2 separate regions of the Homo sapiens genome follow, and region 1 is linked to region 2. The links are chromatin loops, found by intact Hi-C in ENCODE. Cell type or tissue: ascending aorta. All regions are shown on one strand. Each heading gives the region's core, and the rest is flanking DNA. Links, peaks and the distances in the headings are about the cores only. Region 1 overlaps LOC105378534 (a long non-coding RNA gene). Region 2 overlaps CPXM2 (carboxypeptidase X, M14 family member 2).

Evidence for each region. Hi-C counts contacts between places; a loop is a spot of excess contacts. Peaks named below come from ENCODE experiments on the same cell type or tissue, not always from the same donor. Only the 100,000 strongest peaks of a DNase experiment are listed, where the experiment ranks them.
Region 1: a loop joins it to region 2, with 1.9 times the contacts of the local background. A loop is called at or near these places in 4 of 110 quality-filtered maps.

The regions. Positions count from the first base shown.
Region 1 is chr10:123,895,555-123,899,953 of GRCh38, reverse strand. The region is part of intron 2 of LOC105378534 (a long non-coding RNA gene); the gene reads right to left. It also overlaps a transcript of CPXM2 not described here. Among named protein-coding and RNA genes, the nearest start is that of CPXM2, 5.9 kb to the right of the region's middle. In ascending aorta, for the core only: a CTCF peak has its summit at 2,606; no DNase peak of the experiment used is centred there.
Region 2 is chr10:123,840,247-123,844,645 of GRCh38, reverse strand. CPXM2 (carboxypeptidase X, M14 family member 2) reads left to right here. Exons shown (of 14, transcript NM_198148.3): 4 at 2,158-2,297. Among named protein-coding and RNA genes, the nearest start is that of CPXM2, 49 kb to the left of the region's middle. In ascending aorta, for the core only: no CTCF peak of the experiment used is centred there; a DNase peak (open chromatin) is centred at 1,700; H3K27ac peaks cover 2,128 bases.

The DNA.
Region 1 (4,399 bases), core at 181-4,180, 55 kb before region 2:
TGATATAAGTAACCTCATTAATTCCTCCTCTTCTTATTTTTGCCTTATGGTTTGTGCTTCTGAGGTTTTTATTTAACAAGTTTTTCCTCATCTCTAGGTTACAAAGATATGTTTATACACTTTCTATTATTGTTATGGTTTCACTTTTCACATTTAGTTTTTTAATCCATTTGGAGTCCACTTTCGTGTGTGGTAAGGATCCAGTTTTAGTTTTTTCCATATGAGAGCCAAGTTTCCCAAGGTCACATGGTAAAGAATCCACCTTGATGTGTAACATTCTCAGTCTTCCCTTCCTTCCCCTTCCTCCCAGGGTCTCACTGCGTTGTCCAGGCTGGTCTCAAATTTCTGGGCTTAAGTGATCCTCTCACCTCGGCCTCGCAAAGTGCTGGGGTTAGAGGCATGAGCCACCATGCCCAGCAAGAATTGAATCTTTGATCCCAAGTTGCCCATGCAAGAGCATAGGTATCTTTCCATTGTTCAGGACATCTTTAAACAGATGCTGTATATTATGAACTGCTTTTCTAATTCAGATAATTCATTGATTTAGATAATCATACAACCTTTTCCTTTTGATCTGTTGACACGATAAATTACATAGGTCGATTTTTCTACCATTGAACCATTTCTGTATTCCTGAAATAAAGCCTACTTAATTATACTTTATGGATTTTATGTATAATTTATGGATTTTATGTATACTTTATGTATTTTAAAAAATAAGCTATTGGATTCAGTTAGCTAATATTTGACTTAAGATTTTTAGTGTCTATATAACGAAATGAGCCTTTTATATTCTTTTCTAATAATTTCATTCTCTGGTTTTAGAATTAAGATTACATTAGCATAATAAAATTATCTAAGTAGATTTCCCTCTTTTTCTATTTTCTGTAAAAGGAAACTTTCAGGCCGGGTGCGGTGGCGGGTGCCTGTAATCCCAGCACTTTGGGAGGCTGAGGCAGGCAGATCACCTGAGGTCAGGAGTTCGAGACCAGCCTGGGCAACGTGGTGAACCCCCATCTGCGCTATGAAAAAATACAAAAACTTAGCTGGGCATGGTGGTGCATGCCTATAATCCCAGCTACTTGGGAGGCTGAGGCAGGAGAATTGTTTGAACCTGAGAGGTTGATGTTGCAGTGAGGCAAGATCGTGCCATTGCACTCCAGCCTGGGCGACAAGAGCGAAACTCCATCTTAAAAAAGAAAAAGAAAGAAAGAAAACTTTCTATAAGGTGGGAATTTCAGCTTTTAAAAAAGTTTAGTAAATTCAACTGGAAAATTGAAAAATGATCTGGAACTTTTGTTTGTTTGTTTGTTTTTGGAGACAGAGTCTCACTCTGTTGCCCAGGCTGGATTGCAGTGGTGTATTATAGCTCACTATAACCTCAAGCTCCTGGGCTCAAGTGATCCTCCTGTCTCAGCCTCCCAAGTAGCTAAGACTACAGGTGCACATCATCACTCCTGGCTAATTAAAAAGATATATATATTTTTTTGAGATAAGGTCTCACTGTGCTGCTCAGGCTGGAGTTCAGTGGCTATTCACAGATGTGATTATAGAGTACTACAGCCTTGAACTCCTGGGCTTAAGCGATCTTCTTGCCTCAGCCTCTCAAGTAGTTGGGACTACAGGTGTGTGCCATTGCGCCTGGCTTAGAATTTTTTTTAATAAAGATTGTTTGACGCCCATTTTAATTGATTTAATATTATTGGTCTGTTCAGGTTCTCTATTTTTGTGTCAGCTGTAGCATTTTATATTTTTCTAGGAATTTATTAGATTTTCAAAGTCATTAGGTTCATTAGTTTATTATATTTTTAGTCTCTATCCTACCAAGTTCAGTGTCTCTTGTGTGGTGGGGAGAGGCAGAGATGTTCTCTTGCAGAAACATCAGTGAGACCCCTGGCGTGGAGTCTGATTGCCCGACAGCAGACTACAGGTGTGGGAGGTCTCTCCCAGCCCTGGGGCCTCATAGAGTGTGTGGACCAACTGCATTTGGCACTGCTGTTTCAGAGAGCCCCGTACCTTGACTGGGAGGATAGAAAGAGGGATGCCTGAACTCAGACCTTCCAAACCCTTGCTTCTGATTCTGGGCCAGAGCATGGCAGCCCTGCCCATGTGGCAGTGATGAGCCGGGGGCCGGGGCAGCATCTTCCTCTGCTTTGCTTCTTGGCTTCTCACGCTGAGTTCCTCTTCATGCAAATCTCAACTCCATGAAGATGATTTTGCTTCTTGTCTTTCGGGCTTCATGCATTAAGTGACCACAGAAGCAGCTCCAGAACTTCTAAATTTAAAGAACTTAGATCTTGAGCACTCCTGATGGATGGAGAGGCTTGAGATTTACTGGAAGCTAAAGCCACCCCCACCCATGACCACCCCAGTGTGCCCATGCTGCACCCTGACACACTATGCCACTCCGCCCAAGCTCATCTCGGGTTGCCTGATGGGCCACAGTTCCCTTTGGCTTGAGACTGTAACATGAGTGATGGAGGCAGAAATTTTGGAGTGAAACAGTTGGGGGTTCAACTGACTCGATCATTTGTTAATTACATGACCTTCAGCAAGAGACTTAGCCACTTCTAGATTCCTCAGCTGTAAGATAGGGGGAGCTATTCTCCCCTCACAAAGCTTTGGGAGGATGATATCAGTCAGAGACCCAGCAGGAAACAGAGGCACACACAGATGACAGGTGAATTAAATGAAGTGCAGAGGTGTGGTCAGGGATGTGGAGACAAACAGTGATATTGAGGCTCCCGAGACTAATGAGTGGAGGCTCAGTCTGTGAGGAAGTCATGTCCCTCCATAGGACTGCAGGGCTAGAGTTGAGGAAGTGGGTTTCAGGGAAGCCCAAGGATCCAGCCACCACTAGGACCCCTGGGCCAAAGTGGGTGGGGGGCATGGAAGGGTGGGGGTGGGGGAAGGGGATGAAATACCCAGAGCCCTTTCTCCTCACCTTCCTATCTCTATTGGGCAATCCCAATCAGAAACCAGAGGACAAGGGGACAAATTTACAAGGGGCAGCCTCCCAGCCTCCCAGATACAGAGGCAAGCCCAGAGGGCTGGAGACCAGAGGCAGTGCAAACAGAGAACCCAGCTTACAAAGGTCAAATGTGATCACTTCTGTAAATGATCCTGCACATAGTAGGTGGCCAAGAAACACAGTGCCTCCAAGGCCGCTCAGCAGGCTCCGGTGTATCCTGCGTTCAGTGTCTCCCTGGGTGCCTGTTCATGTGGTTTCTTAGGAGCTTTTGCAACAGCATCTTACTGTTTACAAATGGAATATCTCATGCCAAAGCAAGTGTCCCAAAGGTCAAATTGAAAATGAAACCACAGAGTGGAGGCAATAGTGAGGAGAGGAATTAAGTTGCAAGAGGGACCCATGAACTAAGAATAAGGCTTATCAAAAGATGCCAAATGTACAGGGTATGGGAGTAAGAACAAACATGCTGAAAATTAAATATGAAATGGGTAATTATGTAGTAATGAGATTGAGGACATCACAAAGGACACTGCCATTTAAACTATCACATCTCAACACAGTAATGAACGAGAAAAACCCTCCAGCTTTGTAATTATAATGATAGTTGCCATAACAACTTAGTATCTCTCTCCCTGTGCATCCATCTCAAGACTATATTTTTAGTAATGGCTGTGCCTGAGTATGTATTTTTCTTTATATAGCAGCTAATTTTTCAAATTAATGATCTTTCAAAAAATTCCATTTTCATTCTCTCTGAAAGTGTAAGAGTCTCAGGGATAATTAGGGAAATGAGCAGGTGTGAAAAGTCCGTAATGAAAAATGCTATAAAAATATTGATGTCTTGACAATATTTGTTTCAACAGAATGTTCTCTAGACCTGCACACTCTATTGTTCCTTGCCAAGCAGCTTAACATAAATCTCCTTTGTGGGGCTCATAAATATTTGAAAAATTATTAGCCGTGTAAGGTGTTTGAGGATTATCAGACAAGTATGGATTTATGTTGTATAACAGAAACTGGCTTAGCAGAATCCTGTCTAAGGGATGAATGAATGGACAAACATGGGCTTATTTTGCTTAGCAGAAGTGCACTTAGCAGATTCTCAATTGAGGCAAACAATGGTTGACTTTAAAGAACACCATTTGAAGAACTCAGAAACTGGGGGGGATTCTGAACTGCCACTTTGGTTTCCCAGTTTGCCCCCATTACTACCCCCGACTGGTGTGTCTGGTTTATAGCACGGCTGACATCCAGGGAGAATCAGTGCTTTCTGGAGTTCTACTTACACTACGCGGAGAGACTCACAGCCCCTCCTGAGGGTTCCAGTCCTGAGTTAAACAGACAAATTATTAGATTGAGAACAAAAAAGTCCTAGAGAGAAACATTCTTTGGCTGATGCCGTGAAAGACTCTAGGCAAGATTAGTTAT
Region 2 (4,399 bases), core at 157-4,156:
CTTTGCTTGGGGTTGACTTTTGAGAGAAGAACACAGAAAAACTAATGTGTTTATCCCATCATCTTGAAACAGAAAAATCCTCTTAGATTGACCTTAGACAGTATCAGGTTTTCTCTTTGTGTTGGATTTGATAATTCCCACATTTATCTTAAGCAAAATTGAGTCTGTTAGGGGCATTGGTGTGCTTTCTTTAAGGTAAAAAAAAATGCATATAATTTAATTTCCTTTATAAAATTACATTAATTCTCAGTTTTTTTTTGGTATTGTAGTAGATTCATTCTACGTTAGTGACGTTTTCAAGACTAGTGTACCCTTTAAAGAATCAAACCTTTTGGTTCACCAACTTTTAGTTGAAATTTCTCCAAAATTTATCAGCGATTTCCCTACATTATTAAAGAGAAAGAGATGAATGCATTCTTCTCGTGGTTTCTCGGAGGCATCATCTGAATATCATTTATTGCACGATGGTATAATTTTGTAACATCTCTGGGGCTGGTACCTCCTCTTTCACTGAATTCTCCCAGGCACTTGCTTTTTAAATTCATAATCGATTTTGCAGAGGTGGCTGTCACTTCCCAATGAGTCATCTTTGGGAAGAGCTCTCCATTCCCCTGACACTGTGCTACATTTAATTGACTGTCCAGTGTGCTCAGAAAGAACTGAGATTGGCAGCAGAAACAAAATATTCAGGCTGGCAAAACCAGGAGCCTTAAATTTAATTTCAAATCCTGTTCAGTAGTCTTTGATGGACAGTTCCTTCCAGTTTCCATGATTCTATAGGGTACATGTCTCAGGCTATGTGGCAGTTCTATTCTTCTCTGCTAAGCCTCAGATGTCTAACACTGTACTGTGGTTTTGTCCTGATAGAACGCTTATGTTAGCTGGTACAGTGATGGATAGAGTTTTGCTCAGCAGAACCTTTGGCCAAGTTGTTCACGCCTATAGCTGGACTCTTAGTTTCACATTTCCATTGCCAATTAAAAGTAAGGCTGTCCCCAGAATTTGAGTTGAAATGCTCAGAGATAGGGAAGATGGGCTGGCTGATCATTTTTATCATTCAGACTTTTTTTTTTTAATCTGATCATAAGAAATAGCTTTGCAGGAGAATGGTGTGAACCCGGGAGGCGGAGCTTGCAGTGAGCTGAGATGGCGCCACTGCACTCCAGCCTGGGCAACAGAGCGAGACTCCGTCTCAAAAAAAAAAAAAAAAAAATAGCTCTGTGAAATAGCCATGGAAAAATAGGGTTAATAAACGAGGATGCTTCACTTGGTTCAAATGTCCTTTTTGGGAGGCGAGGAGTCAGGGAATTATCTCTTCACATGGTGATAATATAGAGAAAATTCCAGAGCAAAAACTTTACCTATCTTGGAAATTCAGATCAAAAGAATTTTGGAGCAGGGCATGGTGGTGTGTGCTTGTAGTCCCAGCTATTCAGAGGGCCGAGGAGGGAGGGTCATTTAAACCCAGGAGTCTGAGGCCAGCCTGGGCAACATACCAAGACTCCATCTCTGAAAAAAAAAAAAAGAATTTTTGGTAGTAATAGCAGCTGATACTGAACACATCAAATGACTTAAACACTAACAAACAAATGTTCACTGGATAAACTTACCCTTCAACACCTACTTCAAGTATCCCCTGGTCTTGGGGCTTTCTGTCTATGATCAGCCCCACACTAAGTTAGTGATTCTGTCCTTAAATGCTCCCGCAGCGGTTTGCTCATATTCCTGAAATAGCACCGGCCCCACTGTGTTCTAATTCATCTATTTTCACATCTTTCTTCCTGCCTAGATGGCGAGGTTCTGGGAGGGAACGATTCACCTTTGCGTCCCCAGCACCTGGTGTGCGTGGGCTGCTGTGTGGGAGATGGTTTATGTGTGCTAGATGAATGAGTAGTAGGAGTACTCATTAAATTTCATCTTTCACACTGGGCAAAAAGAGGACATGGTATATTGAAATATTTTCAACTTGTGGATACTAAGCAACTCCCTTTTATGATTTAGGATGAGGAGTTCAGGGCACAATTATTTTTTTCTTTAACACCTTCCTCATTTTCTTCTCCTATCCTCCCTCCCTTCCTCTCAGCCTCAGGAAAAGATATGTCTTAATTTTCTTCAATTAAGAGTCTTTTTGAAGAACACCGCTTTCTTTCTTTCTAGGCGGGCATTAATGAAAATGATTTTTATGACGGAGCGTGGTGCGCGGGAAGAAATGACCTCCAGCAGTGGATTGAAGTGGATGCTCGGCGCCTGACCAGATTCACTGGTGTCATCACTCAAGGGAGGAACTCCCTCTGGCTGTGAGTGTACCTGGACATATGCTTTCTGGACCCTGTTTTGGGTCTAGCTTTTGAGGGTCTGGACAGACACAGGTCTGGAAGTTGCAGAGAGGTGTTTGGTGATGGGCAGTAGAAGAGGAGAAAATTGGAATATGAACAGGAGGCTGGGCTCGTTGTCGACACATTCTCCTGGGGGGGATGGTGCGTTTCAGAACGACACCCTCCCCCTGTACAGGAGTGGAGAGAAAGATCTGCCTGTCAGGTAGAGCAGAGTAGACACAGACTCAGTGAAATCCAGGCGGTTTAGGCAGCTCTGGGACGAGATATTAGTGTCTTGACTGGTGGCCAGGGCACAGCCCAAGGCAGGACCTCTGGACAAACAGTGAGTACACAGTTCTGGGGTAGAGGGCATGGATTGTCCAGATCCTGGAAAGAAGGACTGGAAATCTAGGTTCCTAAATGGAGGATCACGAGAGAAGTAGTGAAAGTCAAGGATGACAGAGCTTGAGGCCTGAGAATGAGAAGGGGTCTCATTTCTCAGAATTTCACTCAGGGCCAAGGCTGGGACAGTGACAAGTGTGATCTGATGGTAATCACAGGAGAGATGGGCTGCAGCCCCTGAAAACCCTCCGTCTTATGACATATGCATACAGTGAAACATATTATTCAGCCTTAAAGAGGAAGGCATGCTGCCACATGCTACACATGGGTACAGCTTGGGGACATTCTGCTGAGTGCAATACACCAGTCACAAAAGACAAACACTGCATGATTCCACTTCCATGATGACCTAGAGCAGTCAGATGTACAGAGGCAGAAATTAGAATGGTGTTGCCAGGGCTAGGAGGAAGGGGGAATTGGGAGTTAATGTTGAAGAGGTACAGAGGTTCAGTATAGCTTGATGAAAAGTTCTGGAGATAGATGGTTGCAAATCAATGTGAATGAACTTAATACCACAAAACTGTACAGTTCAAGATGGTTACAATGATAAATTTTATGTTATGTTTATTTTACAACAAGCAAGCAAAAATACATGAACAAAATCACCCTGTCGACCGCGGCGGCTCAGGGCTGGTTGTGGAGACGGAGGTAGAGCTGCATCCCTGAGGGATGTTGTGTGGCTCCAGCCATGTGGACGGTGGTCACGCAGAGCTTGGGGGCTTTGTGGAGGGGCGCAGTAGGGTCAGCAGGACCTCAGGTGCTTTCTGAACTTATACAAGAAATCTTCAAATTCTTCTAACATCTGCCGACATTGAGAAGCCAAGATCACAAATGCCCCACGCGTGAACATTAGGAAACTGTGATCTTTGTGAGCTCAGATCCCTCCCGTCTGCAGTCCTCCCCAACCCTCCCATCTATACTGCACTCTCAAAGCTCATGTCTTGGCATCTTTCAATATTTACTGATTACTTGTTGGCAATCAAATAAAATCAGAGTTTAATTTGCTGACTAGATTAATTTTAATTTCTGGAAGGTCGACATTAATAAATAAAGTGGGATAAGTGAGATGGACCTGGCATCTGTGCTTACATTTAACCACCTGTCATTGTCCCTGCAAAGGGGACTTTCTTATACAGTGACAATTGTCAGGCAGTGACTCATCATCTATTTTACTCTGAATTTTTTTTTTACTGTAAAGACAATATTATAACATCCAGCAAAATTTTAAAACATTATGCATGATTCCGTGGTCCTTATGCGAACAGATTTTTCCCCCCATATTGCAATAATGTTACATATCCGGTTATTTTATTTTTAACTTAAAGACATACCAGTAACATTTTTCATGCTGTTACTCAGGCTTTGTAATGATTATTTTTAATGGCCTGTAATTTACTCAGCCACACCTCCACCACTGTCCCAATTTTCTATTATCATATATCATATTGTGAGAAAACATTTTCATACTTTTTCTTCATTTGAATTCTTTTCTTTGAATACATTTTCAGAGCTCAAATAATTTGTGCATTTTGACAACAGTTGATTATGCATTTATGCCATTTTGTGTATCACATTTTATTTGCCTTGCTTTTCAGTCACTTTTGTGTATGTACATGCTGATTTTTGCTCTGTGGTATGCATTTTGCTTTTAGCAGTAGCTTATTACCACGACAATTGTTTTC